2 separate regions of the Homo sapiens genome follow, and region 2 is linked to region 1. Evidence: chromatin contacts called from ENCODE Hi-C data. All regions are on one chromosome and are shown on one strand. Each heading gives the region's core, a stretch centred on a gene start or an enhancer-like site at or near the end of the contact. The rest is flanking DNA. Distances are from core to core; before and after follow the strand shown.

Evidence for each region. A loop is a pair of places that touch in the nucleus more often than their neighbours do.
Region 2: a loop to region 1 is called in a map of PC-3, with 3 times the contacts of the local background. The contact joins the enhancer-like site here to the promoter of TRABD2B in region 1. A Hi-C loop is called at or near these places in 2 of 168 maps with a recorded cell type or tissue (MCF 10A and PC-3).

Annotation. Positions count from the first base shown.
Region 1 is chr1:47,994,782-48,000,478 of GRCh38, forward strand. It overlaps TRABD2B (TraB domain containing 2B), which reads right to left and starts at 2,604. Exons shown (of 7, transcript NM_001194986.2): 1 at 1,907-2,604. The coding sequence starts at 2,008. RefSeq lists an enhancer at 3,096-3,145.
Region 2 is chr1:47,892,185-47,897,881 of GRCh38, forward strand. All of the region lies in intron 2 of TRABD2B (TraB domain containing 2B), which reads right to left. Among named protein-coding and RNA genes, the nearest start is that of TRABD2B, 100 kb to the right of the region's middle. RefSeq lists enhancers at 2,431-3,428, 4,896-5,396. Within about 2 kb of position 2,470, at least 5 of the 41 ENCODE cell types and tissues checked have a DNase peak (open chromatin) inside an H3K27ac peak, as active enhancers do; they include PC-3, where a contact is called at or near this core.

The DNA.
Region 1 (5,697 bases), core at 1,354-3,853:
TAGATGTATGATCTTGAGTGAATCATTTCACTTCCACAGGCTCAGTTTCCTCATCTGTAAAATGGGGGTGAAAGCAACTACCTCGGGTTGTTGGGAGGATTAAAAGATACAATATATGTATATTAAGCCCTCAGAGCAGTGCCAGGTACAGAGGAAGTCAGCAATGAAGGGAAACTCTCATGATTAGCGTTCCCTGTGAGTGCCAAGGACTGCCACACCACCTGAGAATATTCATGCTTGGCCAAGTCAAACCTTCACCGGTGGTGTTTCATGCGGAGGGTGGGGAAAGGAGGACCAAGAGTCCTGCTCTGGCAAGAAGGGAGGAAGTCATATAACTTTTAAATCCAACCATTAGAAGATATAAGCCAAGAGCACTTTGAAAGCAGAACACCTATTAAAAATAGCACACCTATTTAAACAGCTACTTCACATTCATCACGGTGAATACACTTTTCTTTTTGGAGGGCAGGTCTGGGGTGTCAGCTACTTTGCTCGACCAGCTGAGACCATAGATGAGAAAGTGCTTTAAAATCTTGCAAGGCCAAGTCAAGTTTCAGAATCTGGTTTGGGAGGAAAGGATTCCATTACAATTAGTCCCAAGAAATGTACATATTCTGGGTACTTTCCAGGCTCCTCCCCTAAAAATGTATACCTGATTTCCAACCCCAGTTGTTTGTCATTTTCTATGACCTAAGCTCCGACTTAGGGGAGTGTGTGTGCGTGTGTGTGTGTGTGTGTGCGCGTGTGTGTGTATGTAGGAGCTGAAGAGAGGCATGCAGACAGGGGTCCTTTCTACAGATCCAAGTCAGGGCTAGGCATAAAGGGCAAAGCCATTTTCCAACCAGAAAAATCCCTGGAGTGCCCACTGACCACTTGCAAGCTTTAGACCAACTCATAACACTTTTCTGCCTGATTCTGGCACAAATGAAAAGTATGTGTTGGGATGGGTGGGTTGTGGGAGAACAGTACCTTACTTTACTAACAACCCCAAACTGTTAATCCCAGCATGTTGGCGATAGACTGAGAGCCCAGTCAGCCAACGAGCTCCCTGTTTGTGCACAAGGCAGGCTGCTGGAGGTGCACCTTGCCCAAGGTCAGCGAATTCCGGGCTAACAGGCAGCACACCTACAGCAGCCAGACCCTATGGTCTCCTGGCCTCCAATTCAGGGTTACTGTCAATGCATTAATTTACACTTAGAGGGAAAGATACTGAAGGAAATAAAGAGGTTCTTTGTTTTGGAAGGAATATTAGGAGAACCAGTAATTACTCGACCCCAAGAAATATTAGGCCAGTATGTCCTGGCATTGCCTTTTCCTCTCCTCTGAAATCTTCCCTCTTTTCACGAAATATGGACGCTTGGGAGAGTAGGTGGTGGGAGCCTGGGCCGCAGAGATGGAGGTGAGAACGAGGAACAGGGAGAAAGTTTGTCTTAGGTCAGAGTGGGAGGGCAGGGAGAGAGAGGGAAGCCTGGGAGGGGGCAGAGTGTGTGAATGGGAGAGCAAAAGGGTTCGATGGAAGTCAAGAGAAGGGCAAGGAACGGTAGAAAAACACAGTCAGAAGCGGGCAGAGAGACCAGAAGGGTAAAGACAGAAAAAATATGAGAAAGGAGAGACAAAAAGGGGCAGAGAGAGAGGAGGCGTCCAAGCAGGACCACAAGTCAAGAGGAGAGCCCCAGAGCGGCAGCGTGTGGAGAAGGAACCGGAGAGGGAGCGCCCCTTCTCGCTCCTGGCTGGGAGCTGGAGCCGGGACAGGCAGGAGCGAAGGAAGGGCGCCCGAGGCTGCGCCCGGGGGGTGGAGGTGGAGCGGGCGGGCTAAGGTGGGTGCGGAAGCAGGACCCAAACCATGGTCCCACGGGACTAGAATACCCAGGCAGGCGGGAGAGTGGCCGGGCAGGCGCTCGCTCACCGATCCGGGCGGCCGGCACTGTCCTCCGTCCGGGGGCTGCGGGCGGGCGCGAGCGGTGGCGAGGAGGGCGGCGAGCAGCGGCCCCGCCAGGGCGGCGTGCATCCTGCCAGGGCCCGCGGGGCGCGGGGGACCCTCCTGGGCGGCGCCCCTCAGCGGGGCGGGGAGCCCCCAGTTGGGCACGGAGTTTCCTCTGGAGCACGGGGCTCCAGCCGCAGGATGCTGGGCGCCCTCTGGGGCGTGGCTGACTGTCCCTGTCGGACCTGGGGGTTTCTCTGGGGCCGGGCTCCGTCTGTTGGAAGAGGGAGACCCTCTAGGGCTGGGCCCCTCCCCCGGGCGCTCAACCTCGCTGGCCGAGCCCCCGGGTGCTGAGGGCGTGTTGGGGTCCGGGGGCGCGCGGGGTCCCGGAGCTGCGTCGCGGTCCAGGGGCGCGCGGGGTTCCTGGGGCAGAACCGAGAACCCGGGGTGCGCAAGGGTCCCGGGGTTATGCTGGGCACCCGGGGCACGCAAGGGTCCCAGGGGTGCGCGGCGCTCCAGGAGGCGCGCAGTGGGACAAGTGCGGCGGAAGGCGCGGCAGGGGTGGGGGGCGGCTCTGGGGCGACCGGCTGCCCCCGAGCCCGGCTCAGAGGGGCGGCGGGCGGCCGCGCGGCCGCTGCCCGGGCTCCGCCATGCTGCTCCGCGGCCGGGAGGGAGGGAGAGAGGAGGGCGGGAGAGCGGCGCGGAGCCGGGCCGGGCTGGGGGCTGGGGCCGCTGGGGCGGGGGAGGGGAGGACCTGGCGCGGGGGGCGGGGGGGCGAGGGGCCGGGGCCGCGCCGGGCCGGGCCGGGACGGGCCGGGCGGCAGGGAGTCAGGGCTAGCTCCGCGCCCGGGCGCGGCGAGGCGGGGTCTGATGGGCATGGCAGGCGCTCGCTCGCTCCTCTCTCGCTCCCTCGTTCGCTCCCTCACACGCGCGGAGGGAGGCGAAGCCCGCAGCAGCCACTTCCCAACTTTCCAAACTTCCCAGCGCAACTTTTTCCTCCCCTCCCCTGCCCGCGCCTCCTCCTCCCCCATCCCTCCTCCTTCCCTTCGCCAGGCGCGACCGGGCCGCAGCTTCCCCGTGCGGCCGCCAGAGGGCGCCCGGGCTAAGGACCCGCTCGGCCAACCTCCGCCGGCTCGGCGGCGGACGCGGACTGGTGGCAGCGACAGATTTGGGGACCAGCCTCGCCCAACGCATCCGTCCCGCAGATCCTGGCAGGAGCGAACAGCGAGAGGGACAGGAGTTGGACTGGGGAGGCAGCAATCACACAAAATTCAGAAAGCTGCTGTGTGCAACCTTATGTCACGCGTAGCTCTGGGATGCGCTTGGTAGATGCTCTGCAAACACCAAATGTAAAAGAAAAGAAAAGAAATCCTCAAAATTCCTTGGAATCTTCCATTTAAGTAATCCCCTCTTATCTATGTCCTTGGACCCACGCAGGATCCCTGTGTCTGTCTCTGGAAGAGTGAGAATTGATATCCCAGTTTCTTAGACCACAAGACTTGAAAGACCCCTTAAACCAACCTACCCTTCCTCAAGAGGCAAATGAGACTTAGAGAAGGCCAGAGCACAAGATCTAAGCTTCTGAGCCGTTTCCAGCAAATGAAGAAAGGGAGGCACAGGCACCCCTGCTTGGTTCTGTTAAAGGAGAGTTTGTCGTCTCTTCCTATCCTGACAACAAAGATTGACAGATGAATTAGGTCATACTGTCAGGAGCCCACAGCCTAGAGAAGGAGACAGACAGAGACAGATATGCAAAGACGCCATTAAAATACAGATGATGAGGGCCAGGAGAGACAGAAGCACAAGGAAATGGGAGCAGAGAGGAAGAGCTCCTAACACAGCTCAGAGGCCCAGGGAAGACGCCTGGGAGATGGTCTTGAAAAATAAGTCAGAGGTAGCTTAGAGAAGGAGGTGCACATGCCTTCCAAGCGGAGGAAGAGCAGGTGCCAAGGCGCAGCAGTGTGAGAGCACACCTGCAGGGGACTGCAAGCAGTTACCCATGGCTGCGGCAAAAAGCAAGTGGCAGGAGCTGAAGTTGTGTCTTCTGGCCAAGCTGGGGAGTCTGTCCGTTCTAGGTATCAGGTCATAGGAAGTCACTGCAAGATTTGAAGTTTAAGGTGGCTAGAGTAGATCTGTGCTCATCGGGGGCATGAATTGGAGGGGGCAAGTTGGAGGCAGGGAGACCAGTGGGCAGATAGTCAGTGAGGAGGGAGCCAGAGCCCAAGCCTCGGTCTCCTGACTCCCAGCCCAGTGTTCTCCCCACTTCTCCCACTCATGCCTGCAGGTACCAGATTGAGCAGCTAGAAAATGACCATACTAGAAGGCTGAGTGAGAAAGACCAAGCAGGGCTGGAGGGCCAGAAAGGTTTTCCAGAGCACAGGATCTGGGTGGTTGGGAGGAACACGGGAAGGAAAGAAGGGGACACCAGAGACTGGCAGGTTTACCCTCATGTGCACATGAAGTTGCCACTTTTGTAAGTTACAAGTGAATGCATGTTGGCAATTTCATATGGTTCAACTTACTGGGTGTCTGGAGCAACCTCAGCCTCTTAGCTACACACACACTTGGTGACAGACACCAAGCAGGCCAGAGTGCCCAGACGGTATGTATGAGAGCACAGGACAGCGCCATGCTTCCCACACACAGAGCTCTGAGACCTGCAGCTCTGACAAGAGATGTCCTTTAAAGAGTCTCCACTTTCCGGAGCTCCAAAACTCCCTACAAGGTCACCACTCTGCTGGTAAGGATGAGGGGAAGTGAGAACTGAATTCCACTGGAGGGAGGGTCATGGTTCTCATTGGAGAATTAGAAGACACAAGTCAGATAGTGGATAAGAAAGAGCCTGATCAATTTAAAACAATGATGTGTGTAAATATGTGTGTGGATTTAAAAAACCTTCCCCTGCTGTATTGTAAACAAAGTTTCCCTGGTATCTTTTTTCCTAAAATTATAAAAGTTTTGTTGGCTAATTTTCATGAGTGTCAGCTATGACTTCCTCCTCCATGGTACACGTGGTGACTGTGACCAAGGCAGGACAGTTAGCTTTTCTGTGCCTCTCTTTCCCCAGCCAGTTTCCTGTCCCCCTCACTTTCTGTGCGTCAATGTGTGCAATAATGTCTTAAGATCTTTACCAGTATTGTTACTGATATTCTTAAAGAGAAGCAAGAACAAATAGATTTTTCTGTTCCTAGATATATACCCAAGAGAACTGAGGACATTCATCGACACAAAAACTTCTACGTAAAGCCTGATAGCAGCATTATTTATTATAGCCAAAAGGTGGAAACAACCCAAGTGTTCATCAACTTATGAATAAATTAACAAAATGTGATATATAAAAATATCATATCATATGCTAAATATATACATTTAAAAAACATGTTATAGTCATATGATGGAATATTATTTGGCCATAAAACAAAATGAAGCACTGATACATGCTATTTCCAGGATAGGATAAATCAGTCTTGAAAACATTATGCCAAATGAAGCCAGTTGCAAGAGGACGTATATTATATTATTCCATTTATATGAAATGTTCAGAATAGGCAAATATATAGCAAGGCAGAAAGTAGAGTGGTGGTTGCCTAGGGCTAGGAAGAATGGGGGCAATCGTGGGGCCATAGCTGAAGAGTGCTGGGTTTCCTTTTGGAGTAATGAAAATATTCTAGAATGGTGATGGTTGCACAACTCTGTGAATATATTAAAAACCATTGAATTACATTTTAAATGGGTGGATTGTAGGGTATGTGAATTATATCTCCATAAAGCTGTTA
Region 2 (5,697 bases), core at 1,220-3,719, 100 kb before region 1:
TAGTGGAATCCTGCTGTCTGTAGGATGTAGACATGACAGAAACTGCTGACAGACTGGATGGAGGTTAAGAAAGAAAGAGAACAGTCAAGGATGACTCTAAGACTTTTGGCCTGAACAACTGGCAGAATGGAACTGCCATGTGCTGAATTGAAGAAGTCTGGTAAGAATCAGGACTGGGAACCCATGAGGGGGAGAATCAACTATTGGTTAAAAGTTGTTAAGCTAGAGATGTGTATTTGCCACCCAAGTGGAGATTCTATATCACATCTGGATATATGAATCCAGAGAGTTTGTACGAAGAGAGAATTTGGGCTGCAGATTGAAATGATGGTCTCCTCGGTACAAAGTAAGAATGGATAAGTACAGAAAGAAGAGGACTGAGGACTGAGCCCTGGGACCCTCCAGAGTTTAGAGGTCAGAGAGGTGAGAAAGAAGCAGCAAGGAGACTAACAGAGGCTACTGAGGTAGGATGAGTGAAGGACATATTTCAAGAAGGGGCATGTGCTGATGGGTTGAGAAAGATAAGGACTGAAAATGACCCTAGGATTCTTCTATGTGAATGAATGGTGAGGAGGTGATAACAGCTGAAGAATGTATCACACACTGGAGGAAATGGAAGCCATCATCGGAATTCAGGTTGACCATGTGGCTCTGGGAAGGCCAGCACCATGAAACAGCAGGTACAAATCCAGTCTCCAGTTTTAGAGCCTTGGGAAGTGCAGTCTGACATGCAAAGCTTTTAAAATTTTACGAGGGCATCCAGAGGAATAGGAAGAGGAAAAAAGGTAAGCTGGTGGGGAGTGATTTATACACATTACAGAAGTACATAAATGGTGCTGAGGGCTTCCAGCACCCTGCAGAAGCCATTGTGAGGTCAGTGGTGAGACAGGTCTATGTCCAGACGCAGTGTCATCTGGCCAGATGGCCCCTCAGCTGGTGGGTGTGTTTCATCTCCCCTGGGTTACCAGGAGAAGTGGATAAAGTTAGTGACTTATTTATTGTTTTCTGTTTCACATTTCAATTCAGTTGATTATATATAGTTTTCAAATATCTAAAAAAAAAAACAAAAACAAAAACTGATTTGCTTCCTAAAAGTGTCCTCCTCATCCCAACTCCTGGTGTTCTATGGGACAGAGTGCATTCACAGAACCTCTGGGGGGCCAGGCAGAGGGAGTGGCCAGTATGTGGAAAGAACATCCTTTGAGATCAGACTTAAGTAGAAACCCTCACTCCATCACATACCATCTGGGGGATGTTGAACAAATAAGAGCCTCCCTGAATTCTACTCGGGTTTCCTGGGTGTTGCCTTTTTAGGAAAGCCCTACTTTTACCTGCCCTTAGCCCAGGCTGGTGTAGGTTCTCTTTACAGCCATGCTCTTAGCGCACCTTGCCTCACATTTCAATGCTTGAGAGCTTGTTGACACTTGGCTATGAGCTTTTAGAGGGGAGCCCTTGTGTTTGATTTGACAATGAGTACACTGCACAGGGAAGTTGCCAAACATGCTGTTGTTGATTAAATGCACAGTCGCTACCTTCCTAGCGTTGTTCCAGGGACTAAAAGAGAAGAGTTATGAAAAAGTTCCCTGCCCACAAATCAACAGAGGGCTCAGGCATGTCTGCAAACTGCCTAGATTCATCAGAGGGGCAGGCTCTTGGACTCTGCGGGGGCCCAACTTCTCGGGCTGCTTCAGGATCCTGGCTTTGGTGATGGAATCACCAAAAAGCGATTTGTGAGACAATGCTCTTCCAGGCCTGGCATTATCCCGAAACCCCCAAATAACCTGCTGTGGATCCTCCCTCTGATTGTTGATTGTGCTCCTCCTTGAACTTACTTATATTGTCAGCCTATATTCATTCATTTATATTCTTTCTTTACTTCAGTAATTCAAATACTATTATTGAGGGCTCGGCGCATGGGGAGGCACTGTTCTGTATGCTGGGGATACAGTGATACACAGTGTGGGTGGGGGTGTTGCGGATGCAGCCTACAATAATACTTAGGACTCTGCCATTGAGAGCCAAGCCGCCTTGGTTCACATCCTGGCTCTGACACTTAGTACTGTGACCTTGGGCAAGCTACTGAACTTTTCTGTGCTTCAATTTCCGTATCTCTGTAATGGAGATATAATGGTACTTGGTTACTGAGTTTGGGAGGATTAAATAAATTCATCACATAAAGTGCTTTGAACAGTGCTTGACACATGGCAGGCACTCAGTAAGTTCTTGTTATTCTTATAGCAGTGAACACAGAAAAGTCACTAGCCTCACAGGGATTACATTCCAGTGGGGAGACACACAACAAGCACCTTGACAAGGAGCTACCTAATACCAAGTGCCACGAAGAACAGCAGAGTGAGAAGATGGAACAGAATGGGACCAGGGTGTGCTATGTGAGATATGGCAGTCAGGAAGGCTTCTCTGAGGAGGTGATATTTCAGCAGGGCACTGAATGCATTTCGGACCACATGGGACCAAGTCATTGTGTCAATTAGCACCCCACCAGCAGTATGTGTGAGTGCTGGTAGTGAAGGAGGACACTTCCAGTAGCAGAATGAACAAGCCAAGAGTGAAGAATAGGGACAGGGAAGTGAACATGACGTACCACTCCTTCCACAAAGAATCTGGGGCACCGTGACACATGCTCTGCAACATGTGCTGAGGACACAGACATGACTCAGATGGCACTCCTGCCCTCAGGGGAGTGGCCAGACGTGGCCACAGACAACCAGAATACTGGGTAGGAAGAGCTCAGGAGGAAGAGCTCTGCCAGTACAAGGGCAGGAGCCTCCTGCCTCCTCCTCCACCACCCCAGTCCTGGCTCAGCTTCCTGCATAACAAGGGATCTAAAAACGCATCTCAAAGGGTTGGGAGATATTCAAACAGCCCTCAGGACAAAATCATATCCTGCGGCCCCTGCCTCACCCCAAGGATATAGATTTGACACTCAACAAAGGAATTCCCCAGGAGACGGCCACAGGGAGGAAGACCTGAGTTTCATAGCCTGAGCCTACACTGGACACAGAGGATGAGCGGAGGGGACGTGGATAGTCTCTTGCAGCCCACTCGCCCCACCCCCCAGCCAGGAAGCCCAGCCCAACACCCGCTTCTCACTGAAGTTACCATAAAGCACAGCCTGTATCTGATCACTCTGTGTGAGCACTGAGCGAGCTGTGGGTTGCTCTGCTGAGCGGAGGGAAGCATGTACACTTCCAAGTTCAACAACCTTGATGCCTGGCAGTGGGTGCCCTGGGACTGCCCAGCCTGGACCCCACTGCCCCCCTCCCACCACAGTTAAAGAAAGGCTCCTTGTTGAGGAGAGGAGCTGGTCAGGTTGCCCTCAGGTCTCGCTTCCCCAAGGACCAGGTGTTTTACTCGGCAGCAAACCAGAGCTGTCCTGGAACCAACCCTGTTCAGACTTTGTCACCCTGTCCATCACCCTGGCTTGGCTGCAGGGCCCAAGGTGGCAGGAGACAGAGTTCACTCCTCATTTATTTTCAACATCCACTCTAGGGAGGTTGGATTAAAAGTCTCCTGGAATGACAGTGCCAGAAAGCCCTTGGGTGATCCTCTGGGCTGAAAGGGGCCCATAGGGCAGAGATTTCCTCAGGTCGCACTGCTGAGGAGGGAGGGGCAGAGATGGTGCTGGCACAGATCCCATGCCCACCCCACTCCCAGGCCTGCCTCCTCGTACTAGTGTTTGCTTTCCCCCAGGCCTGCGCATATTCTCCATCACTGGGACTTGTCCCACCAGTGAAGGGGGGAAGGTTCCTGTGTGCCTTGGCCCCAGTGGCAGGACTCATTCCAGCAATGGCTGCCGGGGGCATGGTGCCCAGCACTGGGCTTCACAGGCACACATTGTGATCTCCAGCCCCTAAACCACAGGCTGTCCCTGCATCTGTCAAGTGCGATCTCTCCTGGCCCCTGCTGGCCCCTCCAAACAAGCTATCTTTATGAAATGCAATGACTGCCCTCCATATATTAAAATAACACCTCCCCAGGAAGGACCTCACGTCAGGGCTGCCGCACAAAGGGACATTCACAGGATGGCAGAGGGAAGCCAGCGGAGGCTTGGCCCAGGGCCTAGAGGGAAGAGAGGATGAGGAGTTTGGGGGTCTCGGGTTACAGAGAGAAGGGTGGGTTAAGGGAGGCAGGGATGGGGCTGTGGAGGCTCAAGGCTAACAAAGAAACTCTGGGTTCAACAGAGTCACGCAGCCCACTCCACACTGATGATGCAGACCCTGGGCCTGGCTATTTCCAGCCTGGGTCCAAATGCCATGGCCTGTACTGCCCAAACCTCCCTCTGGAACCCAAGCAGAGACCCTGGTGGGAAGTGGGGATGGAAAAGGCCTCAGATATTAGGATCTGCTTCCCAAAGATGTTGTAGCGAGAGTGGGCACAGAAGCCCAGTCTGTGCGTCACTAAAATCAGGCAGGCTTGGGGAACTGGGCTTGCCAGGCTATGTGTGATCTGCCCACGAGCTGAGCTCACCCTCTCTGAGGTACCTCTACCTCTCGGCCTGGGGAATACAGTCTAGATTCCGACTGGCCTGGGTTCTGATCCTGGTACTGCCACTTCTTGGGCAAGAAACTCCAACTCCCTTGGCATCAGTTTCCTCATCTGAAAAGTGGGAATCATGACAACTCATCTAAAAGATGTGTTATGAGGATTAAGCAAGATAGTGTCAGTAAAAGTAGTTGCACATAGTAGGCTCTCTCTCCCTCTCTCCCTAACACATATATACTGAGCCCCTAGTATATGTTGAGCACTGTTCTCAGTATGTGGGATATTCAGCATGCAACAGGCCCAAATTCCTGCTCTCCTGGATCTCACAAGGTATTGGATGTGATAGGGTAAGATGGACAGTAAACAAAAAACATAGCAAGTAAATTATGTAACATGTTAGATGACAGGAAGTGTTATGGGAAAGGAGAAAGTGGAGCAGGAACAGGGGACAGGTGCACTAGGCTGAAGTTTTAAATGGAGCAGTCATTGAGAAGGTGACATTTGAATAAAGACACATAAGAGATGAGGGACAGCAAAGACCCTGAGACAGGATCATGCTTGGCATGTCCCAGAAACAGCAAGGAAGACAACGTGGCTGGAGGGGAGGTAGGAGACGATCAGAGAGGAAGCGAGCTGGGGGCAGCTGATCATTTTGGGCCTTGTAGGCTGCTGTACTGCACTTCCTAGGCGGCCATAGAAGGAGTAACCTGCGGAATGGCCCTGATGGATGAGGAGGAGTTCACCGAGCCAAGAAGCAGACAGGCTCAGAGGTGTATCCAGAAAACAGGCTCTTCCACACGGGGAGGACCCTGGAGGGCAGCTGCAAAGATGGAAGATTTTTGATGTGTTTTGGTAAAATGTGAATTGCATCTGAGGAAGAAATAGCTCTTCTTTTAAAAGGCAAGGTAGGGCCACCATATCTCAGATCCTGTATTCATCACCTTTCTTCGTAACTACATACTTGTCCTTATCACAGCTCAATCAGTTTCCTCCCTACCCCTCATTTGCACCACACAGGTGTACACACACACACACATATACAATCTGACCTGCCCCTGCCCAGCTAGAGAGCAGGTACCCAATGGGCCAGACACTGCAGCCGACCTACTCTACCTCTCTGAGCTTCTGTATTCTTAAGCTGGAACTGACCATATCTTTTTTAGAGGGTTGATTATTGGTAAGGATTAAACTAAC